Linked DNA regions of Mus musculus: region 2 is linked to region 1. Evidence: chromatin loops called from intact Hi-C (ENCODE). Cell type or tissue: gastrocnemius. All regions are shown on one strand. Each heading gives the region's core, and the rest is flanking DNA. Links, peaks and the distances in the headings are about the cores only. Region 1 holds the start of Actrt3 (actin related protein T3). Region 2 holds the start of Skil (SKI-like).

Region 1 (14,810 bases), core at 2,867-10,866:
CTAAAGCAAAGCAGGGTTAGACACAGGCCACACTGCCCGTGGCCCTTAATACCCCACAGCGCGCGCTGATTGGCTGAGTCCAGCATTCGCACTAGTGCTGCTATTCCTCCCTTCTCCCTTCTCCTCACTCCTCCTAGACCATCTCTTGCATAAATAAATAAAAAAGTCAATTAATTAATTAATCTATTTCTTGCTATGAGCACTGCGACACACACACACACACACACACCTCTGAAACTTGGCTTCTGGAATACATTACAGTCGAAACTAGGGATATTTTCAATTCCCCCAACCCTTTTTCTTTTTCATTTAAAAACTACATAAATTCCACCTTCGACCCAGTCCACTCCCACAGGGGAAGTGGCACAAATCTTTAATCCCAGAACTTGAGAGACAAAAGGCTGGCAGATCTCTTGTGAGTTCATCATGGCCAACCTGGCCTATGTATTGAGTTCCAGAAAGAAAAAGAAAAGAATTTCAAGGGTAGCTGACACAAGCCTATAATCCCAGCCTGTAGGGGGCTGAGGCAGGAGGTCAGCCGTGCAAGGTCACCACAAACTTTTTTAAAAATCCTCGTTTTTGCAGTTTTGTTTTCAGGCCGAATTCTGTGCCTGCTCTACCTGCCCGTCCTTTTCACAGCTCAGGTCCTTTCCCCTGCAGTTCTCTACAGGGTGGGAGGGCTTCTGATCAATTTGGTGTCTACATATCCACTAACAGAGGACCACCGAAGAAATGGAAGGGGAAAGAGATGGAAAGCAAAAACTCTCAGCCCCTTCCAAGAGCACTACTACTAACGGAGAAAGACAAACCGAAAGATACTACTGCACAAACTGACCCAGTGACTCATAGCTGTAGGATTCAAAGACAAAGTGGAGTCTAGACAACACTTGTGAAAACTATCCCAGAAGACAAAAACAGGGTCTGGGTGGACACCATGGAACCATGTAGAACCCGAGTGGTAGAAGGTAAGAGCAGATTTCTACTAATAAGTAAACAAACAAACAAACAAATAAGTGTTAATAACGAGCAAATGAGGAAACCCCTCATAAGTCAAGTGGTCACCCATTGTCCCATATAATGCTCTGGCTAGCACAAAGATGTCATCTGGACACTGTAGAGAATGTGTCATTTCAACTAGATGACATACTACTGCCTTTCTCAAGGGGTGCTAGAGTCCAGATTAGGGCCAGCAAGGGAATGGAGAAAGGACAGACAGACAATCAGAAAAGTAGGGCCAATAGAGAAGTGTTCACCCTGATGGAATGGCATCTATTAGCAGCAGCTCAGAATCTCAGCATGTTCTCTGAACATGTAACTGCCTGCCTCCAGAAATTCTTTAATTTTTGAAAATAAACCCCAATACTTTGTTGCATTTTAATGTACCTTTAAACACGTTTATCCCAACGGAACTTCCCAATGACCTTGAGCAGTCCCACCTTATCAATGGGGATATGTGATTAGGCACCACAGACGGCCATCTGTCCAGGTTCTTTTGGGCGTGACAGAATCTGCAAGATTTCCCCACCCCACCCCCACCCCCCCATCCCCGCTCTCTCACACTGTCTTGCAGACTACCTCGCCCATGCCCAGTCTACTTCTCTCTCTGCTTCGAACTCTTCCAGATGCGTCTGGATTCTTTTCCCTATCACATTCACAATAAAAACCATTCCCCAGCAGAAGGACCGGTTCAGCGATTTCTGAGCTGTGGCGATTTCTGAGCTGTGGCTCATCTCCTACAACACCCACCGTTATTGTTACATTGTTTCCTGCCCTGTTCAGAAGAATCCAAGAAAGCCAGGCCCAAAATTGCAACCTGTAATTCCAGTTTCCTGGGAGACTGAAGCACAAGGGTTACAAGCTCTCAAATCCAGCCTAGGCAATTTAGCAGGAGATCCTATCTCAAAACACAAGTAAAAAAGACAGCAGGGAATATGGTTCAGTGGTAGAGCACTTAACAGTCCTGAGACTCTAGGTCCAATTCCCAGAACTACCAAAAACATTTTTACAAAGAAAGTGGCCCATCCCAATAACAGAAATGCTTTTCACCCTCCCCAAATAAGAACACCCAAAGCATTTTGTTATGTACACTCAAAGCATTCTTATTTTTCATTCTGTCTGCATTTCAAAAGCATCTCTGGTGTACAATGTTGGGTCCAACTTCTTCAAATTCTGCAGCCGTGATCCACATGTCTTGGAAGGCAGACAAGGAGGCAAGAATAGAACCCCCCATCCACACTGATATTTTCCTTTCCGGGGGAGCTATAACCTGTACGGCAGTATTGGCAGGTGCCAGCTTTGCCACATCCTTAATGAGTCGCTTATCTAAACCAGGAAAAGACGTTGATCCTCCCGAAAGGATGATATTGGAGAAGAAGGAGTTCCTGAGATCTGTATCACATTTCATTATGCTGCCGAAGCACATCTTGTCGATGCCCGGAGCATCAACATTCACAAGATATGGAGAAAAGAGGGCCTCTGGGCAATGAAATAACTGCTTATGGAGTTTGACAGTCTTTCCATCAGGCAGGGTGTATATTTTCTCTAGGTTAGAGTCCTTGGTCATTTCATCTTCATAGTTCATCGCCACATAACAAGCATTCTCTTTAATGTCTGTAACAACCTTCCTGTCCCCGGTTCTAAGCAGCATGATACCATCACCCTTCAACAACATCATGAGGTAGCTGGTGAGGTCAGATCCTGCCACATTTAGCTGTTTTACACCATGAGATAGGCAGTAACCCTCAAAGATGGGCACACACTGAGTAATCCCAGCTCCTGAATTCAGCACCAGGCCAGTAGTAAAGCCAGCAGCGAAGAGAGCCAACACCGCCTGGGCGGACATGTAGAAGGCAGGGACTCCCAGATTCTCAAAAAACACTTCGGAGATGTGTTGCCGGTCTGCCAGTGGATTCAGCGCAGGTTCTGTAACCAAGACCGGGCCATCACTGGCGTTCAGGTTCAGGTTGTAGTCATAGATATGCTTCCACATGATCTCCATGTCCCCCCAGGAGGAAATGAGACCCCGTTCCACTGGATAGCTGGAGGGAGGACAATAAAATATATAAGTCTTGTGCTTTTATGGTTGTTGCTAATGGTGGTTTTAGATTTGGCTTAAATTATTATTATTATTACTATTACTATTATTATTATTATTTGATAGTTCTTGTTTTGAGACAGAATCTCATTATGTTGTGCTGGCTAGCTTAGAACCCATGACACTTGCCTCCAGCACTCAGGAGGCAGAGACAGGCAGATCTACGATTTCAGGCCAGTCCAAACAATAGAACTAGTTTTAGGATAGCCAGGGTTACACAGAGAAACTCTACATCAAATAAACAGACAGACAGACAGACAGACAGACAGACAGACAGACAAATAAAACAAACTCAGTATGCAAACCAAGATGGCTTGGAATGCACAGACTCCCCTGCCTTTACCCGATTGAAGGTGAAGGCTACCATTCTTAAATAGAAACTGTTAATTCTACCTTTCTGTTCCTTTGCATCCAAGGGGACTATTTATCATTATTGTTTTCTGTAATTGACAAAGTAACTTCCAGTAAACAGCACAGCTACTTTTCTCTGCAGTCATTTTGCTTGGCTATTTTTTTCTCTTCTTTGGAGAATGTGACTTCAAAAAGTTGGAAACTTCCCACATTCTGGTATAATTGTAAATAGTTCAAGAGACCACACCGCATGACAAAAGTCACACGTCAAGCCACATTCTTACGCAGGCACATCTAGCATGAACGGCCACTGTATGCTTGAATATATTTGTGTATAGAGAACAGAAGTTTTTGTTTGTTTGTTTGTTTTGGGTTTTTGTTTTTGTTTTTTGTAAGGAGTGGCCTTGGGGTTCCTTCCCTGGTCCTTTCGGGGTGGCTTTAGCTATGGGCTCTCCACCCACTTCCACAAAGCCCCCAAGACTGCAGAGTCCCGCAGTACCTGATGGATAGGAAGCTCCTGCGCTCCTGCGCTTGATCACCCACACACAGCTCCTGCCTGCTGTCCGCCGTATGGCCCTTGGACCGGCCCAGAATATTCGGGTAGACAAACTGGGGCTCCCGGGTCCCAGCCAGGCCCGCCTTGATCATTCCCGAGCCGTTGTCGATCACCACTGGTGGCTGGTAGCCGCTCATGCCGCTGGTGCTGCTGCATCTGCGCCTCCAGACCGCTCTTCCCAGGCTGTGCGGTGACAGGTGTTGGTAATGTCGCGTCACAGAGGACCCGGCCATCTGCTGGCCCGCATGACATGAGTGAGGTGCCTCCTGCGACCGCTTTCCATGGGTTGAGCATCACCGCTGCTCCTGGAAGCTCTCAGCATTAATACCAGAAAACCGGGCTACCCTTGCAAAACATAGAAATCTAACAATTTGCAAGAACCTTTCTCAAACACGCTGAATGTCTATTAAAAAAAAATTCTCTTAAGTCCTTGCACTGTGGTTAACAGTAGTGTTCCAGGGCGAGTGGGAAGCTGGAGGAAGACCCTTAACACCGGCCTTGGAAATATCGCTACAGGAAGGCTCTGCCTGGCTTCTGTAAGGATCAATTTCAGGGAGTGCTGGGGTGTGAAACGAGTTTATGTTCTGTATAGTAAAGTAAACAACGTTACATCTTTCCTGTCCTTTCTAAAGATATACACAAAAAGGCAAAACCTTTTGGGTTTTGTAAGATGGTGCATTTTAGCACAGGCTGCCCTCGAACTCAGCGGAATTCCCCTCTTCAGGCTCTGAGTTCTGGGATGCTCGGCTCCCCTCCTTCCCCTTTTCTTTTCTCCGTTCATTTCTCTCTCTCTCTCTCTCTCTCTCTCTCTCTCTCTCTCTCTCCCTCCCTCCCTCCCTCCCTCCCTCCCTCTTCCCCCCCCTCCTTCCCCCCTTATTTCATCCTTTTCTTCATCTTCTGGATTATATCTCTAGGTCCTCCGAAGCTAATTTTCATTTCCTGAGGTTGATGTTTTAGGAATAAGAACATGTCTGCCATTTGGTAAGAATATAAATGCCTTAGATCATTATGAAGTTCAGTTCAGAAAAAGAAAGTACACTGCGCAGCAAAAAATGAACGTCTTGGTGTCTGGTTTCGCGCATCCTTTAGGGGCTTTAAAACAGCACACAAATAGAAGCTTTGGTTTCGAAGCAGGATGGGGAAAAGGGTAATTTACACGTGCTTCCACCAAAACCCGCCAAAGCACTGTACTGCGCCAAATCACAGGCCCTGGCTACAGCGCGCCGCTGCTTCCCAGCTGGAGGAAAGCATAACCTGTCTAAAATGAGAAAAAAAATGAAATTCGGCCAGGAACTAAGTGTGCCTGCTGGTCTCTAGTGGTGTACCCGCCGGGCTTAGCAAAACAAGAAAAAGACAGAATGAATGAAAGGAAGGAAGGGAGAAAAAGAAATTGCAAACAAGTTCAAACTTTTAAATAGTCTCAGCCTGTTAAGTTAACTGTGCTTTGTTAATATTTTTTCTCTCTCCTCATTGAAAAATGCATAAACCTTAAACAGGTGTGAAACGTATATGACGACATCACATAAGAAGAACATTTCAACACACCAGTGCAACCAAGTTTCCGTAGTGTAGTGGTTATCACGTTCGCCTAACACGCGAAAGGTCCCCGGTTCGAAACCGGGCGGAAACATATCTTTTAAAACGGTAACCCGCCCATTAAAGAAACGACCTTGAATCAGCTGTTTTAATGTTGATAACAAACGCCCCAACACACAGACGAGAGCAGCAACAAAAAGGGCTGATGAAGTAGGTAGCTACTGATTCTAGAAGGCATTCTCCCAATCTCTAGCCTCTGAAGCATGTCTGTATTCAGTTTTCTCCCCTCGAGATTCCATTTCCCCCCCCTCCTGTCAGGCTAAATTTTGTTCTTAATTTATATGTCAACTTCACTAAATATTTCAGAATTAACACATTATCGAAAGGGTTTGACAAAAAGATGAAATTAAAAAGAAATTTATACTCAGACATATAAAAAAGTAGCCTCAACATTTTTCTTATAAAAACGACTCGTGGTTTTATTCACAAATTCTTCACAGAGATATAAGCAAAAAGATTCCGGTATGGAAAAAACTCTCAGAGTTTTTGAGACTGTCTTTTAAATAAAGTCACAGGTAAATTCCTTAAAAAGCATAAACGTAACTTATACCAACAAACGTTTCAGTTGTGCTTTTTAAGATTTATGACGTCCGCAGGTTCTAGGGAAGAACACATCAAAACTTAACTTTGCTCTTCTCCCTTTACTGCACTAACTCTGATTTCGAGGTAAATAACTGTGCTAAAATTATTCTGGTTCAGACGTAGGAAAACCTTTTCCGGTAGAAAGCCCACCTTCCTCCCACGTTGCGCATGCCCAGTGTGCCCTGCTGCTTTGCTTTGCTTTCGAACATCTCATCTCTGTTGCCAGGTAAGGGCATTCTGGTAGATGAGCTTTGGTGAGCCGGTTCAAACAGAATTCTGGGGGTCCCAAGAGCTTTCGGATATGCAAAAGAGGAAGGAGTGATTGGTCTCGACTTAAGCATATCCCTCCCACTCGCCCCGGTCAAGAACCAGGGTGCACAACACAGTCATCTCCACTGGAGGGGCGCTAATGAAGACAGGATGACAGGCGAGGAAAAGAACTACAACTCCCAGCATGCAGCGCGCAGCGCGGTTCCCGGAGAGGCCGGCTCTGCACTCAAGCCCGGTCTCCATCCAGAATCTGGGCCGACAGCTGCGGGCTGACAAGGTGAGCAGCTCGCACCGGATGCGAGTGAGCAAGGAGGTGTGATCCGGAGACCTGGGCATGCCGGGAAGTCAGGGCTCTGAGACCCAGCTCGCCGGCCCTAGTAGACTTTTAGCGTCCTATCTCCGGTGTCCCCAATGGACCACACACCCGGACGTGACGCTATCGCAGAGGAGGAAGGGAGAGGCGGAGCGTCGCAGTGACGTCCTCCCAAGATGGCGGTGAGAGAGTGAAGAAACTGTTTCCCTTGGGCGGCTACGGGTGAGTGCCGCCCTCTGTCTGGCCTGTCGTCCCTGCGTTCTGGGATCCCGGGGTCTTATGTGGTCCGGCGCCTCGGAGATCGAGCGCGATTCGGGGCGGAGGAGGGTGTCTAGGCAGAGGCAGCGTCCGCGGTATATGTAGTCATGGCCGGTGCCGTGGGAACTCGCGGGAGTGCAAGCTGGGAGTGCAAGGCAGCGGTGGCCGGGGACTGGCTAGGACTGTCGCCCTCCGCCGCTGCCAAGCAAGCAGCGGGCAGGCAAGGGGTGTGTCCTCCTCCGGAGAGTGATGGAACCTTTGACACAGCGGGTCGGGGCGTTCCCGCCCCCTTGCACTTGCCTGGAGCTTGGAACCTCACCATCTCTGCTTACAGGGTTCAGTGATCAGAGAGCAATGGGAACAACTCGTATCGTGTTCTTATCCTGTTTCAAGGAGGCTTTTCTTAGTCTATTTGTTTAAGCACCTTCAGGTAAAGATGCCTGTTGGAGCTTAAAAGTTTGAGGGGTCAACTCTAGAAGCTTAGGATTTTACGGCCCTGTTTACAACTGTGACATGTTTTTTTTTGTTGTTGTTGTTTTTGTTTTTGTTTTTTTCACTGCCTTTTATTGCATTAGTGTTCTAGTGCAGTAAAACAAAGAAAAGCATTTAATCACCACGAGTGTTCGATGAGGCTTTTGGGGGTTGGGAGGCAAAGGAAGAGCTGTGTTCTTTGGGTTTAGTCTTTTGTCCCACACTCCCTTACCGCTGCATGGGTGAATGTTTGATGAAAGCTTACGGCTATCAGTTCACCGTCTCTTCTTGTCTTTTTTAGATCAAGGGTGAAATCCCATTCTGCTAGCAAAATGCAGTATTCACACCACTGTGAGCACCTTTTAGAGAGACTGAATAAGCAACGGGAAGCGGGATTTCTTTGCGACTGTACCGTAGTGATTGGAGAATTCCAGTTTAAGGCGCATAGGAATGTGCTTGCCTCCTTTAGTGAGTATTTTGGGGCGATCTACAGAAGCACTTCTGAGAACAATGTTTTTCTTGATCAGAGTCAGGTGAAGGCTGACGGATTTCAGAAACTGTTGGAGTTTATATATACAGGAACTTTAAATCTCGACAGGTAAAGTACATGTTTTTATTCAGTTATAAAATCTAGTCTTTAGAGCTAGATTCCTGTTTTTCCAGTTTGCTCTCCATGCTCATTCTCAGTGTTGTTACACAACACACACACACACACACACACTATAGCTTCAGTAGAACTGTTGAGGATGAAAAGATGTTTGGTAAGCACAAAAAACACATTAAAGCTGGTGGTGGGCGGCAGAGGCAGGCAGGACCTAATAAATTCAAGGCCAGCCTGGGCAACAGAGGAAGTTCCAGGACAGCCAGGGCTACACAAAGAAACCCTGTCTTGAAAAAACAAAAACAAACAAACAATACACATTAAAGTCAAGAATTCCATCTGACAGACTTATTCACCAAAAAAAAAAAAAAAAGGCTCTATTTCAATTTTGCAAATTCTGAATTTAAAGTAGGTTTTCCTTTGGTCTTCATGTCCCTCAGGCCCTCTCTCACACAGTCTCTGTCCGTTGCTGCTTCTAGGGTATTTGGAGTAGAGTTGTTGAAGAACCACCTCAGGCCTCATGGCCTCATGGCCTTCTAGTGCTCATATTTAAATGGCAACGTGCAGGACTTTCTGATTGTGGTTCTGGAAAGTAACTTCGTGGAAATGCAAGTAGCATTAAGTCTGTTCCCGTTGTCAACCTATCCAAAGCTTGAATCAAGCCAGAGGCATCACTGTGTTTCTCTTAAGGGTCTTAACCGTTGGGCTCCAGAGGTGCATTGGTCAAGTGCCTGCCGTGCAAGGATGAGGACCTGATTTCGGGTCCTTAGCCACCAAATAAAAGCAGTTTTGTGATACCAGTGCTGCTGGGGTGGAGCTCATTAGCCCGCCCGCCCGCCCTCCTGCCAGCCAGCCAGCCAGCCAGCCTAGCAGAATCTGGGAGCTTCTAGCTCAGGGAAAGATCCTGTCTCATATAATAGGGTGTGAAGGGCAACAGAGGAAGACACGCAGAATCGTCTGCGGCTTCCATACACAAATACACACACATCTGCATGCATGTGTGCACAGGAACACACACAGACTATGCCAAAAGATGCTTATTGCTGCCCCTTTATAGTAAGTAGGCTCTTCAGAGTCTTATAATAGAGATATATTGTTTCCTCTGTATAAAAGCTAGGCTGATAGTCATACATTCCTAGTTGTGGGAGAAAAGTAGAAAGGGCAGAAGCAAAAAGGATCTGGACAGATTATGCTTGCCTTCTTTCCTTCATTTCTAATAGAAGCATGCGCACAAGTAGGGGAGTGGCTGGTAGAACGGACTTATAGGCCAGTCGGGGTGGCGCACGCATTTAACCCAGAACTTGGGATGCAGAGGCAGGTGCGTCTCTTTGAGTTCTGGGCTAACCAGACTTACTGAAGGAAAAAAAAAAATAGACATTGGAATTGTGTCTTTCTGATTGGCTGATCATATGTCACCTAAAGGCCTCCGTGAGCCTTAATCGCCTCATAAAAGTGAGATAGTAGTAACTATATTGGTATTATTGTAAAAACTGAGTGAAAGGTTACTTGAAGCCCCCACTGGGCAACAAACACTTGTTTACTTTATATTTTATCGTCTTTATTCTCTGCCCTCTTCAGTTCTACATTTCTTAGAGGAAACTTGGAAGGGAAAAACGCCCATGAGATTGTGCCACCTACTGACTAGGACTATTAATATTTTTCATACACATCCTTTTCCAGGCCATCTCTACAGATGTATGCCTGTACACAGTTAAGATCCTTTCCTTGTAGCTTGCAGCTTATCCCATAATAAGAATGTACACTTCTTATACATGCTAGGATCAAAACACCTCTTGTTTTTTTTTTTTTTCTGAAAAGGAAGTATTCATGTTTTAGAATTGTTGTATTGGGATAATGAGCAGAGATAAGTTAATCTTCCACAATAATTAAAATTTGGTAAATAATTGATGAATTGAATGGGCTGAAGAATATAGAGTATTTAATACTAACTGCAGATCAGTGGATTTTGAGAGAGTTTTTTAATTTTTATGTTTTCTTTTTTGGTTTTTTTGAGATAAGATCTCACTGTGTGAGTTTGACAGAAACTCACTGTGTGGCTGAAGATGGCCTCAATACAGTCCCCAGAGTGCTCTATTGTAGACACAAGCCACCTGCCTTCCATCTGGTCTCTTTTTCCATTAACTATTTGTGAAAAAAAAAAATCTTAACTTGATTGGAACATCCTGGAACACCTTTCTTAGTAGAGAGTGCATAACAGTTCCGGGCTCTCTGGCACTTTCTCATAGATGGCTAAATGTCCATTTTTATTAACAAGACCTCTCCATGATTCATATTCACAGCAAAGATTGAGAAACCTAGTTAAAAGTACCTCCGAAGGCAGAAGAGAAGATTAGGAGACAGTTTTCATTGAACTCTTTCTGTTGCCAATCCAGAAAAGTTGATTGATTTCTGAGGAAGCCTCAGAGGGAATGGGAGGAAGCAGGGTATTGCCAACAACATTAAAAAAAAAAAAAAAAAAATAGCAGGGCACAGTGTGCATGCCTTTAATCCCAGGGCTCATGAGGGAGAGGCAGGTGACCCCTATGAGTTTGAGTCCAGCCTACATGGTAAGTTTCAGGTTAGTCAAAGCTACAAAGAGATACCGTCTCAACAGAAGTAAAACAAATGTATGTGTGTTCTCCAGTGCAGGATGCTCACATGTGTACCACACGCATGTAGAGGTCAGACACCAGTTTGGGGGACTCATTTCTCTCTTCATCCTGTTGAGATGGGGTCTTGTTTCTGCTGCTGTATGGCTCTCTTGGTTAACTGGCCTGACTCTGCCTGCCATCTTCAGGAGAGTGCTGGGATGATGGGACATGTGCACGGTCACAGTGCCTTCTCAGGCGGGCCCCTTGGGGCTTAGGCTTTCCCCGCTGAGCCAGCTTCCTGACCACCCAGCAGTCATTTTTAAATTCAATTCAAGTGTCTGTCTTTTGCTTGTTTGTTTGTTATTGTTTTCTAAGCAGCCAGAAAATATATTTTGTAACAAAAAATATTTTGTTACTCTACATTCTTTTCATCTTTTCAGTATCAGAATTGGAGATACCTACTCAAACATTCTGAGTTACATTCTATAAATTAGTTACTTAGTTTAAAAATGTTCAGCATTCTGCTTTATTAGATCTTTAAGAGACATTTGAGTAAGTACAGCTGTTTCTGGTTTTGTTTTTGATTTTTTTTTTTTTTTTTGATCAGAATATTGTCATTGTCCTGTTTTTTTTTTTTTTCAGTTGGAATGTTAAAGAAATCCATCAGGCTGCTGACTATCTCAAAGTAGAAGAGGTAGTAACTAAATGTAAAATAAAGATGGAGGATTTCGCTTTCATTGCTAGTCCCTCTTCTACCGAAATATCTAGTATTACTGGAAACATCGAATTGAATCAACAGGCCTGTCTTCTTACCCTGCGAGATTATAACAATCGGGAGAAATCAGAAGTCTCCACGGACTCAGTTCAGGCAAACCCTAAACCACGGGCATTGACAAAGAAATCGTCTCAAAGTAAAAAGAAGAAGAAGGCCTTCAGTTCTCAGAAACCAGGGCAGAGCAAAGCAGTGCAGTACCCCAGTGACGTTCTAGAGAGCGCGTCTGTGGAATTATTCCTAGAGACGAGCAAGTTGTCCTCACCTGTAGTAGAGCAAATCATTCAAGGAAATGACAGTTCAGAACTTGAGTTGACCTCGGTTGTGGAAAATACTTTTCCAACCCAAGATATTGTGCAAACTGTTACAGTCAAACGGAAACGTCGGAAATCACAGTCACATTGTGCTCTGAAAGAACACTCCATGTCTAACATAGCCAGTGTAAAGAGTCCATATGAGCTGGAGAACGCCGGGGAAGAGCTGGATGCAAGGTTTTCCAAGGCCAAGCCAATGTGCAACACTTGCGGGAAGGTGTTTTCGGAAGCCAGCAGCCTGCGAAGGCACATGAGAATACACAAAGGAGTCAAGCCCTACGTCTGCCACTTGTGTGGAAAGGCATTTACCCAGTGCAACCAACTAAAGACGCATGTGAGGACTCACACAGGTAAGCCTGCTTCCTGGGAAGAGCCACTGTTCTGTTTTCCTGCTGTGGTGGCTTAGTGCTGTTTGTGTTTTCTGTTTTGTTTTGGCACTGAGAATTGAAGCCAGGGCCTCAAGTGAGCACGCATTGTCCTACTAAGTTTTATCTTCAGCCCATACAGATGACATTAGCATACAACATTCATTGCTTACAAACAAAGGCTGCCATATTCTTTTAACCGTAAAAGGTTTTAACATTAGAATCCTTTTTTATTTTTTAATTTTTTTTTTTTTTTTTGTTTTTTTTCAAGACAGGATTTCTCTGTATAGCCCTGGCTGACCTGGAACTTACTCTGTAGACCAGGCTGGCCTCGAACTCAGAAATCTGTCTGCCTCTGCCTCCTGAGAACATTAGAATCCTAAAATTTTATTTGTGATTGTAACCAAGTATTTAGTAGCTCTTTGTTATAATTGACGTTTGAGTTCTAGTCCTTACACCCTTTTCTCATAATATGCATAAACTTGGTCCTAACCCCAGCCCCTGCTGGGGATTGAACGGAGGGCCTTGAACATGCTGCACAAGCGCTCTACCACTAAGCTAGCCCTTCCCCCCTCCCCAATAGGACTCTTTTTATTCTGAGACAGTGTCTTGCTATGTTGCTCAGACATCTTGAATCTGCAGTCTCCCTGCCCCCCCTCCAGAGTAGTTAGGGTTATAGAGCTGTGCCGTTACGCCTTGCTTGGTTCTAGGTTTTAAACATTTAACAGAGTTAAATACTAAAACTCAGGCCAATTTTTACATATTACCACCACCTCCCGTTACATGCTCCTAGATTTCATTGGTTTTTGAAGATCCTTCTTTCTCAGCTTTTCTGTTTACCTCTGATTTGCATGACTTTCTGCTTAGGTTTGTATTTTATATATTCTTCTTGCTGATCACCTTTCACTGTTACGATTGATTTCTTTGCTTCTAGTGTTTTCAGTAGTCTTGAAAGGCATCCCATTTGTTTTTGTTACTTAGAAGTTGTACCATCTTCTGCAAACAAAAACCAGTACTGTTGGTACTCTTAAAAACCTTCAAACTTTATGATTTTAGCAAGTAAAACAGGATTTTTTTTTTCCTAATATGATATCATTGCTCTTAATATCTTCCTAATATAAATGTTATTGTTTTTTTAGGGGAAAGGCCATATAAATGTGAACTGTGTGATAAAGGATTTGCTCAGAAATGCCAGCTGGTCTTCCATAGTCGCATGCATCATGGTGAGGAAAAACCCTATAAATGTGATGTGTGCAATTTACAGTTTGCAACTTCTAGCAACCTCAAGATTCATGCAAGGTAAAAGGAAATGAGTCGTTTGACCTTTATGTTAGTTAATGATTACAATCTAATGAGCAGTGCATTTTCTGTGAGCACACAGAGAGAGCACGCAGGGTAAGCCTCACAGGACAGTGTGCTGACTGTGGAACAAGAGAGTTGGATGCTTGTCCACCAGGTGTCCATCTGGGTCTCATCTTCCTTACATTTTCATTCCTCTCCTTTGGAATGGAAATTGTATTGTGCAATTTGTGTAAACTGTGTTTTGATTTTTATAAGAGTTGCCCACATCTCTGAGACTTTAGACCTGGACTTTTTTGTTCTTGTTGTTATTTCTAGACAGAATTTAGCTGTGTAGCCCCAGCTGTCCTAGAAGTGGCTCTGTAGACCAGTCTGGCCTTGAACTCAGAGAGACCCACCTGCCTCTGCCTTTGGGGTTCTGGGGTTAAAGGCTCAGCTTAGACCTGAACTTTTGAGAGGTCCTGAAGCTATGCAGCCTGGAGAACCTTAGAGATGGCTGAGTGCATTCACCTGGGGTGTGCTTGAGCATCTCCAGCAGGAGATAGAAAATTGTTTGGATCTGAGATACCTCCCAAATGCCCATTTGTGGAAGGCATAGTCCCCAGTGTAACAGTGTGTAACATTTCAAAGGTGATTGTGAGGGTAGTGGCTCTGACTTAATCAGAGAATTAGAGGGGGTGATAGTTTACGTATTGAGACCTGGTTAAAGAACTGTTTCCCTAGATTCTCATTGTTGCCTCTTGCCCCAGCCTTCCCTGCATGCTCCTCCTCGGCCTCTTCTTCCTGACTGCTGTGATAGATAGCTCTACCACAGTCTCCCAGGGGAAGTAGTAGCCGTGGCCTGTGTGTGAACAGTGGCTACAGTAGACTCTGAGTGCCTATGTGGCTGACCTTGGACAAAGCACATGGAAACAGTGTATGCAGGCAAGGAGCTTAGTAGGTTCTCAAACCAAATGAATACGCATTTTCACACCCTGTCACTTTTGATGACTAGGATTTGGCTAGTTTTCTACTTTTTTTGTTTGTTTGAGCCAGGATCTTGCTGTATAGCCCAGGCTGGTTGCAGACCCAAAATCCTACCTCACTTCTTGAGAGCTGGGATAACAAGAATATACCGCTGATGAGGATTTTTGTTTGTTCTGCTTTATGGTGCTAGGAACTGAACACAGGCCCTCCAACATGCTAGACAATTGCTCTACTGTTGAGCTGTGCTCCCAGCCCATTGACTTACTTTTCCTTTGCTAAATATTCCTCAACCAAGTCTTCTTGGTCCCAGCTTTACTTACTTCTTTTCAAGCCAAACTTCTAAGTTCTTCAAAAATTTCCACTTTGTTTTTGCTCACTGTAAATCTAGCTAAAAGTAGCCAGTAATGCTTG
Region 2 (14,810 bases), core at 2,261-10,260, 490 kb after region 1:
TATTGATTGGGGGGTGGGGGGGGCAGGGGTTAGAGCCAAATAATCAAAGTTATTACCAAGAACACTTCCTTCCTTCTAATAAAAACATTTCTGCTTAATCTATATGGCAACGAAACCGTCATGTCTTCTGGGGAGGTTAAGCATGTGATGCCAGGAGAATAGAATTACGGTGTGTGTGTGTGTGTGTGTGTGTGTGTGTGTGTGTGTGTGTGTGTACCATGCACACATGAAAAGATCGAGAGGACAGCCTCGTGGAGCTTGCCCCTTTTTGAACTTCACATGGGTTCCAGGGATTGAACTCAGGTCAATGGGTAGACAGGGCATGTGCCTTTATCCCCTGAGTAATCTCACCTGCCCTGTATCATTTTTGAAAATATAACCAAGTTTATTTTGCCTATAATTCATATTTGAAAAGCAAGGATAGCTGGGCAGTGGTGGCGCACGCCTTTAATCCCAGCACTTGGGAGGCAGAGGCAGGTGGATTGCTGAGTTGGAGGCCAGCCTGGTCTACACAGTGAGTTCCAGGACAGCCAGGGCTATACAGAGAAACCTTGTTTTGAAAACGAAACAACAACAACAAAAAACCCAAACAAACAAACAAAACAAAAAACCAAAAAAACAAAAAGAAAGAAAGAAAGAAAGAAAGAAAGAAAGAAAGAAAGAAAAAAAGAAAAGGAAAAAAGCAAAGCAAAGAAGGGTAAACTTTTTTATATTTCAAGGGTAAAAATTTACCAACCTGTGCAATCTTGAGTACAACTCTGTGCCACTTTCCTGATCTGTAAAAGGGATTATCATAGCTATTACTTCATAGGATTGTCATGGCAATTAGATTTACACTAAATGTAAAGTGGTTAAGATAGAGCTAGCAAAAGTAAACACTATATAAATCTTAATAATTATCATTTTTTCAATGTACGGTCTTTAAGTTGTAATGTAATGAAATGCAAAGATGCAGAATAAAAAAACAACAGCAACCACAAAACATTTTATAAAATAAGCATTACAAGTGGCTCACACTTGTAATTCCAGTTCTCAGGGTGTCAGAGACAGGAGGATTATTGCAAGGCCACCCTAATCTACATAACAAGTCACCTTCCAGCTGGGGCACCACAGCGAGATACTGTCTTTCATTTTAAGTTTTTAATGAAAATTACTTTATTGCAAAAAAAATTGTGAATAAAATATCACGCTAGATTAACCTAGCTCTTAAAACAAGCACTCACACCCAGGATCTGCACACCCCAGTGAGCATCTATACAGGAAGAAAAAAAAAAAGGCAAAAAGGAACTCAAAGAAGAAGTGCACTGTACATAATAAGGGTGCATCTTTCAGAGGGCGAGGAAACCTGAACCCAACCCGGGAGTTTCAGGATTTGCCTTTTTTGCCTAATACCTTATCCCCTAGTTGAATGCTCACCAAGAGGGCAGGGATGAGAAACAGAAACAGCCCTGTTGTTGGTCATTAGCATATGGCTCTAACTCCTGTTTTGCCACCTAGGACTGATGGGGCCCAGCAGAGGACCTCACCTCTCCCTCAACCTTCTCTTGGTGTGAGGAGTAAATGAATGTGCGGAACCTGCAGGTGGCATGTTATCATGTGGCACTAGCATAGGGCCCAGAATGGTCCCCCTGTTTTTCAGATAGCACAAATCAAGGATGCATGTTTGATTTATGGGGCTGGAGAGACATGTAGGTCGGTGAAGTGCTTTCCTTACAAACACAAAGACATGAGTGTATCTACAGAGCCCATCAAACAACAACAACAACAATGACAAACACTGGTGTAGTGATGTGTGCTCTAGGCCAACAGACAACCCTGTCTCAATAAACAAGGTGACTGGCATCTGATGCAGAACAGCTGAGGTTGACCTCAGGCTTCTATACACGGGCACACACATATGTGCCTGCACACAGGCACGCACACCTTGCCAAGTTTCTTAATCGCTTTTGCCACTCCTATAATTGACATAAGTTTAACGTGACTGTGACCCTGGTTTTAGACTTTTTTCCCCTTCATTTAAAAACTGGGAAGTTGGAGGCTGGAGAAATGGCTCCGTAGTCAAGAGAACTGGCTGCTCTTTCTAGAGGGCTGGGGTTTGATTCCTAGCACCAACAAAGCTGCTTGTAACCATTTGTAACTCCAGTTCCAGGGTACGTATACACTCTTCCGGCTTCTCCAGGTACCAGGCTTGCGTATGATGCACAGGTACACATGCAGGTAAAAACTTATATGCATAAAACAATATTTTTCTTAATTGGAAAGTAACATCTAATAAGACTTTTCACTTTTTGGCTGTCCCTTCTTTGTTTTCTCCTCTTCCCATTCCAGTTTTATAAGGTTTAGTTAAAACCTGGGAAAAAATAAAAAGCACGCCGTGGCACTATCCAGGGGAGGAGGCTAGCTTTTCAATCGCTTGCTTGTTTTTAAGGCGTGAAAGTAAGAACTGGGAGCTTGTTAATCCAGTACTGACTTGGCAGGTAGGAGGGAGAGGCCATGCAGGGAAGAAAGCCTGGGCAAGGACGGGAGGGAATTCTTGCTGCAGAGGACTGCAGCATTGCACAAATATGGGAGAGAAGATCCTGCAAAGAAAAGGACAGGAAGGGAGGGCTGCAGGGAGGCAAAGCACACCCCCCCTCCCCCTCCCCCGTCCTCCCCTCCTCCCCCTCTAAGGAAGCCATCAAGGAAAAGCTACAGGAAAACAAGATGGAAGAGGCCATGGTGGAGGACCTCCCAGGTTTGCCCAGCTGCTAACAAGTCTTTCATATGGGTTCTACTGTCCTTGGGGAGCAAGAAAAGAGGAAGAGGATTCAAGGCTACAGCTGACTTCTGTAGTAGGACCAATTTAAACTTGTCCCCAACTAGCTTAAAAATAAATGAGACACAGACTATGGTTATTTTTTTTGGCTTTGACAATTACTGGTGGGTCACCTGTAGTCTACTCTTCCACCTGCTGGCCTGGCTGCCTTGCCACGGGTGTACCCAGGGGCTTGCTGTTTCCCCTGTCCCTGTGCCCCTGGTCCACCTCTCTCCTCTTCCCACTCCTCTCTCTTCTCCACCCACAACCAGGGAACTCAAAACCCACCTGCCTCTAATCCCTCCAGTAACCAATTTTATTTCATCAATAGCTTTCAGTCAAGGAACAAGGTTTGCATAACAAAAGTTGGTAAACGTGAGAATTCACACGTAGGCCTAGACCTTCTGGGTACAGAATTTAGCATTACAATACATAGCAACGCGCCAAACCTCAACAGAGCAGAAGATATATTTAAAAATATACCTTCACCGGGCAGAGGTGCCTTTAATCCCAGCACTTGGGAGGTAGAGGCAGGCAGATTTCTGAGTTCCAGACCAGCCTGGTCTACAGAGTGAGTTCCAGGACAGCCAGGGCCACACAGAGAAACCCTGTCTTGAAAAACCAAACACACACACACACACACACACACACACACACACACACACACACACACACACCGGAAAAATATACCTTCATTACTGTTTACTGTTGTTAACATTTACTTCTCTTCCCCCACCACTATAAAAATAAAATAATCTAAATCACACTTGTCCCTACCCTTTCTCACCTTCCCATTCCTGGTAACTAATATTATATTAGAGGTCGTTGTCAAAGTGGTGGGAGAGTGGGGGCCGGGGGAGTCATCGAGAGTTATGATAGACTGACAGACTGCTGGAAACCACAGACCTCTAGTTACATGTCTCAGGGTACTCAAGAGCCCTTGGGATCCGGAGGAGGAGGGGCTATGTAAATGACCTAAAAGGACCTTTGCTTCTTCTCTGACTCACTTCCATTTGGGGGAGTACTCTTATTTAGTACTATTTCTATTAATACCCATGTGTGTCCCTGATCCAAACGTTTGTTATTGGACACCAGATTCTGCAAGTTTCAGTGTGCGCCCCTTTGGGCAAAGATCCTCGTCTATAGCATTGATAAATCTCAGCATGCAGGATCTCATTTAAAAGGCCCAGAAAAGTGATAAGAGATCAGTTAATGAAGACAAAGGAAAGCCTTGCCCCACACTGCTAAACAAGTCATAGTGAAGCAGGGAGAAGAGCTGTCCTTGAGTTGACCCGAGACTCTCTAAGGTGTGCGTTACTCAGGGCTTAGAGTTCTCTGCTCAGGGTCAGACAAAACTTCCTTGGAGTCAGGGGCTAGAGGTCTTGACTCTCGAAGTCAAAGGATGAAATTCAGAGATTGAGAGTGAGTTTAAAAAGTACCTTTTATTATAGGGAAAAGCTTAAAGAAAAAAGATGTCAGAAGTCAAGCAGAGCTCTGGTAGCAAGAGCAACTCCAGAGGGGACACAGCAAGGTTAGTCAGATGAGCTCTAGAGGGGACATGTTAAGATGTTCACCTAAGGGCCTTTCTCTTCTTTTTTTTGAATTTAAAACTCATGGCAGAGACTAGACAAAGAAAAATTCCTATTCAGATTGGCTAATCCTCTGAGCATAATACACGCTGAGCTCCCGACTTAGCCTGGGAGATGATCACATATTCTTCAGTCTATACGTTCAATTAGGGGCATGTCACAATTTGAAGTCCTCTTCTGCCCATCTCTGCCTTGCTTTGTTAGCTGTTGTTGTTAGTTCTGACTAATTACTAGTCTGTCACTGCAGGTGTTGCCAGTACTAGACCTTGATGGTGTCTGCTAGCTGCTTATTGGACAGTCCTCTTTCTCCTCTACGTGACTGGATTGCAGTTTATCACCGGCCTTACACCACTACGGTCTATGGATAGTTAACACTTATCATAGTTACCAAGATGTGGCTGTAGTTTCCACGTGTTCCTTCATCTCATCTCCTTGTCTAGCTGATGGCCTCTTTTCTGGACTAGGTTGATGCTTCTTGTTGGAAGTGGAGGGAGCCAGCCAGACTGCCAACACTTGCTCAACACCCTGTCCCTTCCTGTTATCTGTCCACTTGGGTATCTCTTCTCCGGCTGTAAGCCTCAGGTTTACGCCTCTGCCTTCCCAATCTCACCCTTGTGACTCTAACAGAGTTTGCTTTCACATTTGTAGATTCTTGGATTCTACCATTACCAGACAGCTACACCTACTAATGAAGGGATATTTAGGTATCTTGTCCCAGTCTTTACTATGTAACAGGAGAGGACCAGACACCGGTCCCACTCCACCATCTGGAATTCTTAGAACACTGGCATGCTCACACAGGTCTTGCTCCGCTCCAGCTGGCAGTGAAGGTGTGGCCTTGCTGGAGGACTTGTTGCCTTGTTTGAGGAAGGGTGTCACTGGGAGTGGGCTCTGATGTTTCAAAAGCCTGCGTGAAGCCCAGTATTTCTCTCTCTGCCTGCAGATCAGGATGTAGCTCTCAACTCTTTCCTCATTACCATGCCTGCCATCGTGCTTCCTGCTGTGATGATATTGGACTAAGCTCCTGAGACAGTAAGCCAGCCCAACTAAAGGCTTTAAGAGTTGCCTTGGTCATGCGGTCTCTTCACTGCACTAGAACAGTGATGAAGACATTGTCCTTGGGTAGTTTTCCACCTTATTTTATTTTAGAACAGTTTTGCCTGCATGTATGTATGTACGTATGGGTGTCACGTTTATGTTAGGTGTTCCAGGAGGTCAGACGCCCTGGTACTGGAGTCACAGACCGCTGTGAGCCACTGTGTGGGTGCTAAAAATTAAACTTTCGATCCCTGTTAGAACAAGATGGCTCACATGAACCATCTCTTCAGCCTTCCACCTTACTTTTTGAGACAGGATCACCTATGGAGCCTGGAGCTTACGGATCCAGTTAGGCTGGATGGCCAGTGAGCCCCGGGGATCTACCTTTTTCCGGCCCTCCTCAGAGCTGGGGTTACAGTGGGCACCACTATGTCTGGGTTTTATGTAGGTCTTGGGGAAGCTAAATGCAGGACCCCATGATTGTATCGAAGGAGCTTTCTTTACAGGTGAACTATTTCTGCAACCGCCATGATTACTTTCTAAGCTCTAGATTTTCTGTGTCTGTTTAGATCTGTTTCTGGAACAAAGGGCTATTGTCATTTGCTTTCAGTGTCTTTAATTTTTTTTTCCTTGAGATGGTATCTCTTGTAGTCCAGGTTAGCCTCTTACTATGTAGAAGAGGATGACTTCGGATCCTCTTGCCTCTACTTCCTGAAAACAAGGATTACTTGTTTATGCAGTTCTGGGGGTTTAACCCAAGGCTTGATGTAGGCCAGGCAAGCACTTTACCAACCAGGCTACCTACATCCAAAGCCTTAATTTTATGTTATACATTTTATTGATAATTCTGAAAACCCTAAAATAATCTTTTAAAAGTGTGGTCCAGAAAAAGCCTACCCATTCGCAGCAGAGCTAGGCACATTGACTCTGCTTATTTCTACTTGTATCCAACCTTTACCTTTAGGCCAAGACCTAGGGAATTCAAGGGCAAAGTGAATTTTATTTTGTAATTGAAGAACAATGGTGAAAATGTCCCCAAAGCTTGGTTTTGATTGACTCTAGCCACAGGGCTGTGACTAGTGTCTCAATTGATATACATAAAACCACCCTTTTCTCAAAAACAGATTCCTCGAGAGGACAAAAGAACAGGAAGATAATGTATTTGATTTTTCTAAAAAGACTATTATCCAATTAATTTTGTTTCTCAAGCCTTTGACCATGCTAGCAAGTAATTACTTTTATGGCTGGAAAGATGACTACTAAATACTTAGCATTAATTGCAGTTTCAGACTCGCTTAAGACACACACACCTCAGTTATCTTGGTTTCTAAATTTGTTTTTTTCTGGTTAGATCCAGAGCCAGGTGCAAGGAGGCCAGGTGCTCAGTCTCAGGACTATCCTGGCGTTGCGCCTCAGCTTTCCAGTCGGGCTTATGAACATTCTGGCGGTTAGACCATCTATTCCCCCAGACTCGCAGATGCTGCTCTTCCCCCACTGGCTCTGCACAGAACATCATTATCTTTGCTGAGCTTCTGTCTCTATGGCAATAACAGATGGGAAGTGCTGCGGAATTATTCATGTTCACACAGGCAGTCAAGAAGCGTCGAGTAGGAGGTGGGAGAGGGGCATGACCTGGGAGCACGGAGATGGGGGCCGACAGGAGCTGGGGCGGAGGCGGTGATGAGAGGTGACATTTGTTAGACCTATTGTGGGGGTTAAAAAAAAAAGGACGAAAAATCCTCAAGCACAAAAGTATTCCCAATTGGACAACTGCAAATGTAGACCCAAACATGAGTAACCCCGAAGCGGTAAAATAAACCCGGCGAGAAAAGGAAAAAAAAAAAAAAAAAGAAAAAAAAAAGGTGGGGTGGGGGTGGGGTGCGCCACCGTCGCCGAAGCTCGAGTTCCCTAAGTCTGCGCAGTGCTACTCGCTGCGCTATTTCAGTTCCTGATCCTGCGGTGGGGTGGAGAAAAGGGGATTTCTTGGTGTTTCGAAATATGACGGGCTAGCTTCACAGAGTTGAATATTCGAGCTATCCTGGATACGTTGGCTAGGAAGTCCCCTCACCCACCCCCGCCGGCGGTTCGAGGTGGCAGCCGAAAGTGGTTATCTTCCTCCACCTCTTACCGTCTCTGGAAAAATTAAAAAGAAAGAAAGAAAGAAAAAAACACACCCGAAAACACCAACCAAAGTGCTTAGTGAATCAGAATGGGTCACTTATGGAGGCTAAGAGCAGCTGGGGCAGCAAGATCTGTCCCCGCGGTGCGCAAACCGCGGACTCTGGGGCGATGGCGGCCGGGTCAGGCCACCCCAGAGCGGCCAGGCGGGGCTGCTCACCGGCAGCTGGCAGGGCGGCCGCGGCGGGAGGCCCCACGGGGGCGAGAGGCCCCGCGACGTCGGCACTGGGCGGGGGGAGGGTGGCAACACTGGGAGCGGGGAGCACGGGGGCAGGTGGTGGCGCTGCGGGGGGGGGGGCGGTGGCAGCGCGGGGGCGTCTGCGCGGCGGGCTCAGCCCGGGGGTCGCGGCGGGGAGCCACCCGCAGGCCACCTCCGGGGCGGGGCCGGGCGGCCAGCTGCGGCCGCGGGGGTTGAGGGGGGCTGCTGGCCGAGCCTGACCTCGGGCGCGGCCAGCTGCCGGGGTCGCGCACAGTGCAGCCCGCCGCGCCCTGCCCCCTCTCCCCCTTCTCACCCCCCCCGCCTCGCAGCGCGGCGGCCCGGCGGCCAGGGCGCCCCCAGGTCTGGCCCGTCGCCACACGGCGGCGGGCGTGGCGAGGGCGGCCCCAGACAGCCGGCTGAGCGACTCGAGGAAGGAAGGAGGGCGGCGGGGGTGGGGCCGAGGGAACATCCTGTCTGAGCCGGGCACCGCAGACAGCGCCGTGCGCCAGCCGCCCAGACGGCGCGCCGGGCCAGCAGCGCGGGGTACGCGCGAGGGGGGCGGGGGAGCGGGAGCACGCGCGTGCGCGGCCGAGGCGCCAGGCGCGCGCCCCGGTCGGGGCTGGGGACGCGCGCGCAGCCTGCAGTGTGCAGCCCGCCGGGAGCCACAATAGGCCAGACGGCGCGCGCGCCCGAGGGGCTGGCTGGCGCGGGGCCGCGCGGCGCCGCTGGCTTCGTTCCCTCCCCTCCCCCGCCCGCCGCCCTCGCTGTCCCCCGGGCGGCCGGAGACGGCGGCGGCGTCTGCGGGAAGCCGTGTCTCCGCAGTGACGTGGGCGGGCCGCGGGCCGGGTGACGTCAGAGGCTGTGTGTAGCGATGTGTGTGGGGTTCGGAGCGGCGCCGGCACAGCGAAGGCGGCTGGCGAGCGACGGCGACGGCGACGGCGGGCACAGGTGCGGCCGCAGGTCGCGAGGGGACGCGAGGGGCGTGCGGCCTCTGGGGGCGCTGAGGCGGCGGCGGCGGGGGTGATGGGGAGGGCACAGAGCCCGGGGGTCTGCCCGGGCGCGGAGGGCCTGAGTGGGGCGTCCGGGATGCGTGGGGGTCCCGGGCGGGGTCGCGGGCACAGGGCGCGCGGCGGGGGTCCCACGGGTGTACAGGCCTCGCGGATTCTGGGACGGGTCAGCTGGGAGGGGATGGCGGTGCACTTGACCCGAGCCGCCGGGACCCAGGAGACCTGGACCCTGGTCATCGCCGCCATCCCCCGGCCGTCTGCGCTCGGCGGGGATGCCCCGGGCTGGCCCCAGCTCTAAGCGTCCGGCGACGCGGGCTTCCGGGCTTGGCGCCTAACCTGCCCGCGCCCCTGTGGGTGCCACGGCTCAGGGTGGGTCAAGTGGGGGGAGGCGCAGCCCTGGGGCGCCTAGGTAACCCTAGAGAACTTCCCGCGGGCCGGGGGCGTGGGGTATTTCCACCGGCGGCCCCCGCAGTGGGGCGATGTGGGGAGGGCACTTAGGGTGATCCCAGTCACAGAGGTGGGGGTTGGGAGGACTCCTACTTCCTCTGCCCCCTCTCACCTCACCAGACGCCGGGAGTCCCCTGCTTCCCTGTCCTTTGGGTTGATGATGAGTGGGTGTCTCTGCGTGTGCGCAGGGCTGTGGGGGCGCCCCTGGTCTAGGTCATGCCTTCTGCCCTTTTCCTTGGCTCGCCTTGGCTGAGGTGTCCCTGTAGTGGCGAAAGTCACAGTACGGTGGCTAGGTGGCTTTCGTCCATAATTCTCTGGGTTTGTGTTAACATAAATTGCTGGGAGTTTAGAAGCAAAGCTTTTTATTTGTCGGCTTTTACTGGGTTTTCTCCAGGGAGGGAAGTGGATGAATACTCTTTTTCGCCACTCTGCCTCCATTTGCATTCTTTGTGAGGTCTGTCTGCCTTGTGCTTTTTGTCCCGGATTAGTCTTGCTCATGGATGGAGATTTCCAGGCGTGGAGTCTTACAGCTTTTGGCTTCCATTAGGCAAATTCGCTAACCTTTTAAAGGGAAAGTTTTTTTTTCTTCTTCATTCCAAAAAGATAGTATGTATGAATGTACTTGAAGTTTAGTTGCATATGGTAGGTATATTAACATGTATCTTGGGGGGTGGGGAGACCAGAAACTACAGGTTTTTTTTTTTTTTTTTTCTAACGAGAAAGGATTGTTTTTTAAAATTTAAATGGCATGCATAGTTGAGAAAGCCTCTGGTACTGAGGTTTGGTTATTCGTATTCTAAATTTGTGTACTCGTCCTTGTTTGGAGAGGCATTATTTAATGCTTCTGTTACCCACCGTCTGGACTGCTTCCTATTTAGATGAAGTTTCTTTTAGATAACTGGTGTTAGGTTGGAAGAAACCACCCAAGTGTTACCTTTGGTAAAATGAACTGAGTTGAAGATTAAGAAACTGGTTTTAAACAGACCCTTTGGCCTCTGGAGCTAATTCAAATGTAACTCCCCACCCCTTTCTCTTCCAGATCAATTAAAAGAAGAATGAGCTGTAATCCCTGAAGATAAAACTGGACAGCTTTTTCATTTAGTATATGTATATTTTTAATTATAAAAGTTCAGGTGGAGTCTTCAGTTTATCAGTACTGAGCAGCAGATCACCATTTTCAGGGACGATACCTGCCTCTTCTTTTTTGGTGTTCTTGGCAAAAATTAAACCCATTGCGTCATTGTAACTCATGTTTGGGTGTAGTTTCAGGATACAGTCATGGTATAAACTTCCCACATGCTTTGCTTAAAAAACAAAACCAACCAAACTCAACCATTACACCGAACTTTGGACTTCTTGAATTGAGCTTTATTTTAATATAAATACCTGAAGTGATTTTCTCAGAAGTGTGCTTACGATTATATTCTTATTTGTTATTAGAAGCAAACAAAACTGAGAAGTTTTGTAGCATTTTCAATTATATCTTAAAGTACAGCTAAACCAAAACAGAGTTGTACAATCTATTGAGTAAGAAAATTCATCTTTGGAAAGTAAACATTTCTAAGTGAGTCATAAGTATTTGTATACATTCCCCTTTTCTCTTCAGATTAGGAACTGAGAACAACATGCCAGTTGCAGACTTAATCGTTTAAAGCACCAGTGTGGCCATGGAAAACCTCCAGTCTAAGTTCTCCTTAGTTCAGGGTTCAAATAAAAAGCTGAACGGCATGGAGGATGATGGCAGTCCTCCTGTGAAAAAAATGATGACCGACATTCATGCCAATGGGAAAACCCTGACCAAGGTGAAGAAGGAGCACTTAGATGACTATGGAGATGCATCCGTGGAGCCGGATGGCGAGCACGCCAAGCGAAACCGTGTTTCTCTACCTGAAACTTTAAATTTAAACCCCAGTCTGAAACACACGCTGGCACAATTCCACTTAAGCAGTCAGAGCTCTTTGGGTGGACCAGCAGCATTTTCTGCTCGATATTCCCAGGAGAGCATGTCACCGACTGTATTCCTGCCTCTTCCCTCTCCTCAGGTTCTTCCCGGCCCTCTTCTCATTCCTTCTGATAGCTCCACAGAGCTCACTCAGACTCTTTTGGAAGGGGAGTCTATTTCTTGTTTTCAAGTTGGAGGAGAAAAGAGACTCTGTTTGCCCCAAGTCTTAAACTCTGTCCTCCGAGAATTTTCACTCCAGCAGATAAACACAGTATGTGATGAGCTGTACATCTATTGTTCAAGGTGTACTTCAGACCAGCTTCATATCTTAAAGGTCTTAGGGATACTCCCATTTAATGCTCCATCCTGTGGGCTGATCACGTTGACCGATGCACAAAGACTCTGTAATGCTTTACTGCGGCCACGAACTTTTCCTCAAAATGGTAGCATACTTCCTGCTAAAAGCTCTCTGGCCCAGTTGAAGGAAACTGGCAGTGCCTTTGAAGTGGAACATGAATGCTTGGGCAAATGTCAGGGTCTCTTTGCGCCTCAGTTTTATGTTCAGCCCGACGCTCCCTGTATCCAGTGCCTGGAGTGCTGTGGAATGTTTGCTCCCCAGACGTTCGTCATGCATTCGCACAGATCCCCTGACAAGAGAACTTGCCATTGGGGCTTTGAGTCAGCCAAGTGGCACTGTTACCTTCATGTGAACCAAAAATACCTAGGGACACCCGAAGAAAAGAAACTGAAGATAATTTTAGAAGAAATGAAGGAGAAGTTTAGCATGAGAAATGGAAAGAGAATCCAATCAAAGGCAAGTTCCTTTTTTTTTTAAGTGTTGATTTTGAATACTAATGGTATTCTAATTCTGTGTGTCTATAGCTTTGTATTGTGAAGCTAGTGCTTCGGCTTGTTCATGTAACAACAAAGACCCATCAGTGCCATGTTTGTGTTTAGCCATGTTTCCTGTAGTTTTTCATCTGAGAGAAAAGTAGGATTATTCCCATTTTACAGATAAGAGAATGAGCCTCCAGTCAAAAATGATACTTCTAAAACTGCAGGCATTGGGAATTCTTTTGGCCAATCTCTTTCACACATCCTGCTTCTTGACTCAGTCTGTTGCCTGGGACTCAAGATGGTTCACACTTTGGTGTGGCGTTATCTCCATTTGCAATCTCCATTTGCAAACCTGTCTGGTGACAGGCTCAAAATTGCTTTTTGAAGAAATACCACTGGTTTTTGATGTTTTTGTGCTTGGATTGAGGATTAATCAGTGTTCATATCCAATTAAGACATTTGTCTGAGTAATTTGGTATTAGTAACCAAGATCTTGTTTATAATATAAAAGAAAGGAATGCTTTTGAACATTTGTGATGTAGAGGTAGAATAAAGGTTATTTCAATTTAGTGAAATACTGCTATGAAAAGCTATCTGCAAAGAAATCTTAAAAGTATTACCCCTTCCACAGTACTGTCTGGTAGGCTAAGATAATGTCTTGATTCTAATGAAGAGTTTGAATGTCTGATGAAAGACAAAGGTTTGAAGTATTAAACCTTAATATGGTTATCTTATATACTTTTCTACTTGATTTGAAATTAATATGTAATATACCTAGCACTGCTTAAAATGTATTGATCGTTACTCTAGAGCTGTTTTTCATGTAAATTTTGTGTAATTAATTTTTAGAACAGAAGCTGGGCTACATTTTAAGAACTTAAAGTTTTCCATTATTAGTTTTTCTTGCCTTTGAACTACCACTTTCCGTTTAATGGGAGAAACTTTATTAAGTAACTCAGGGTTGTTTATAGAAGTTTTAGGTAGGTTTAAATTATAATTTAATATTGGGTGTTCTGCACTTAAGCTTTTGAGGGAACTCTAGTGTCTTCTGAGCCAGTAGTTTTCGGTTGAAGCGCAACATGGAGAGAACTAGACTTTTCCTTAGGATAGCTTGCTGCTTGCTGCTTTCCTAAAAGTTATCACTGACATTCCTCGACGGTGGCTACTAAGTTCTTCAGGTGCAATGTGAACTGGTTTTAAAGCAGGATTGACTTGATGCCATTATTTCAAAGTGGAAAACTTGCCTTTAGCTCTGTTTGTGCAGTGCTGGAGTCTTATTCAGAGATGTGTATACCTCTGTCTGCTTCAGCTTATTAGAGTCACTCTCCATACGTGTTTGACAGTGGCTATGTTATTTGCTGGGGCTTCTTGCTCTGGTCTTCATTACTCTTGACAGCATTCTTAGAATCACCTGTTCTGTGCTTGGGTGGAAACCCATCTGAGAAATATGGCCCAGTTTGGTTTGAAACGAAAAATTTATAGAGAGGGAATTGAAACTCTCCGTCTCTTGGGATGTAATACAGATAACACTTTTTATTTGATTTGGGGAAGGTATGCGAGACCCCTTCTTTCTTTTGTTTTCCTCAGAGTTTGCTGGAGGTCTTGTGCTGTGTTGTTTCCAACTTTATGTAAGTTGAAGGAAGTCAGGGGAGTTCAGGAAACTTTCCAGTCAAACCTTCAGAAGAAAACTGGGTATTTAACACATATGCAAGCAGCTTTAAAAGTGAAGTTACTGTACATTTTTAAATTTCCTCTAAACATAGGTAGTTTTCAAGGATCTGTGAGGGAAGTGACGTAGACGATTTCCTCCTGTTAGGCGTGTCTGCTGTCTAACTGGCAGCTGGTAGAGTGAGTTGAAGGTAGTCTTCTGACTTTAAGGGTAGAAATCTTCCCTGAAACAGCGGAATAGTATTAGTGATTAGTTTAACATAATGGCTCTTAAATTCTTTATTGATTGCACGAAACTGAAGTACTTACAAGGGAAAGCAGTCTTGGGTTGGAGAAGATATTTTTTAGGGCATTCAGAGAGTCAGAATTTTACTTGTTGGTTGCCAGGCAAACCAAATTGATGAGGAAACTCATTGTAAAAGAATCAAATCAAACTTTTGTTTACCCCAAAGGCTGTGCTGATTACTTTAACCTTCTAAATGAAGGAGATTATACTTAAGAGTGACCAGTGTAATTTGATATGGGTTATGTAGTTAAAATACTCATTTTGGATTCAAATAAAAAGAAATCTGAAAATGTAGGCATTTATTGTAAATGTAGCAACTTTTTACTTACTGTATTTAAAAATAACATATCCATATTTTATACGCATTGGTGTTTTCCCTGCATGTGGGTCTATGAGGGTACTTGATCCTTTGGAACTAGACTTACAGACAGTTGTGAGTGTGGGTGTTGGGAATTGAACTCAGGTCCTCTTGAAGGGCAGCCAGCTCTTACCAGCTGAGCCATCTCACCAAGTCACTGTGGCAACTTATTTTAAAGAACAGAAATTGTATCAGTAATGACCAACAAGCTGTTTCTTTGGGTAGCTAACATATTTAATTTGCATAGTTAGCTATGTTTAGATTCTGGGAATACGTGAGGTAATGCTAAGTGTTCTTAGTGAAGAGCTCAGCTCTTTCTTGGTAGAAACCACAATGTTTTGGAGCCTTTCTTAGGTCATCAAAAAATTCCTAATGGGTCTCTACGGGACTCAGTTGGTAGAGAGCCTGCCTAGCCTTCACAGAGCCCTGGGTTTCATCTCCGCACTGTGTAGACCATGGGTGTTGGT

What was found. Hi-C counts contacts between places; a loop is a spot of excess contacts. Peaks named below come from ENCODE experiments on the same cell type or tissue, not always from the same donor. Only the 100,000 strongest peaks of a DNase experiment are listed, where the experiment ranks them.
Region 2: a loop joins it to region 1, with 6 times the contacts of the local background. A loop is called at or near these places in 3 of 42 quality-filtered maps.

The regions. Positions count from the first base shown.
Region 1 is chr3:30,595,712-30,610,521 of GRCm38, forward strand. It overlaps Actrt3 (actin related protein T3), which reads right to left and starts at 4,159. Exons shown (of 2, transcript NM_029690.2): 1 at 3,945-4,159; 2 at 1,362-3,038. The coding sequence starts at 4,138. The coding sequence ends at 2,123. It overlaps Mynn (myoneurin), which reads left to right and starts at 6,376. Exons shown (of 8, transcript NM_030557.3): 1 at 6,376-6,984; 2 at 7,793-8,089; 3 at 11,326-12,119; 4 at 13,274-13,433. The coding sequence starts at 7,824. n-TVaac8 (a tRNA gene) reads left to right here and starts at 5,559; the gene lies at 5,559-5,631. In gastrocnemius, for the core only: a CTCF peak has its summit at 6,565; DNase peaks (open chromatin) are centred at 4,189, 4,677, 5,241, 5,605 and 4 more places; H3K4me3 peaks cover 4,492 bases; H3K27ac peaks cover 3,770 bases.
Region 2 is chr3:31,086,412-31,101,221 of GRCm38, forward strand. It overlaps Skil (SKI-like), which reads left to right and starts at 8,647. Exons shown (of 7, transcript NM_001039090.2): 1 at 8,647-8,746; 2 at 10,292-12,008. The coding sequence starts at 10,920. In gastrocnemius, for the core only: no CTCF peak of the experiment used is centred there; DNase peaks (open chromatin) are centred at 6,927, 7,476, 7,818, 8,363 and 1 more place; H3K4me3 peaks cover 3,551 bases; H3K27ac peaks cover 3,563 bases.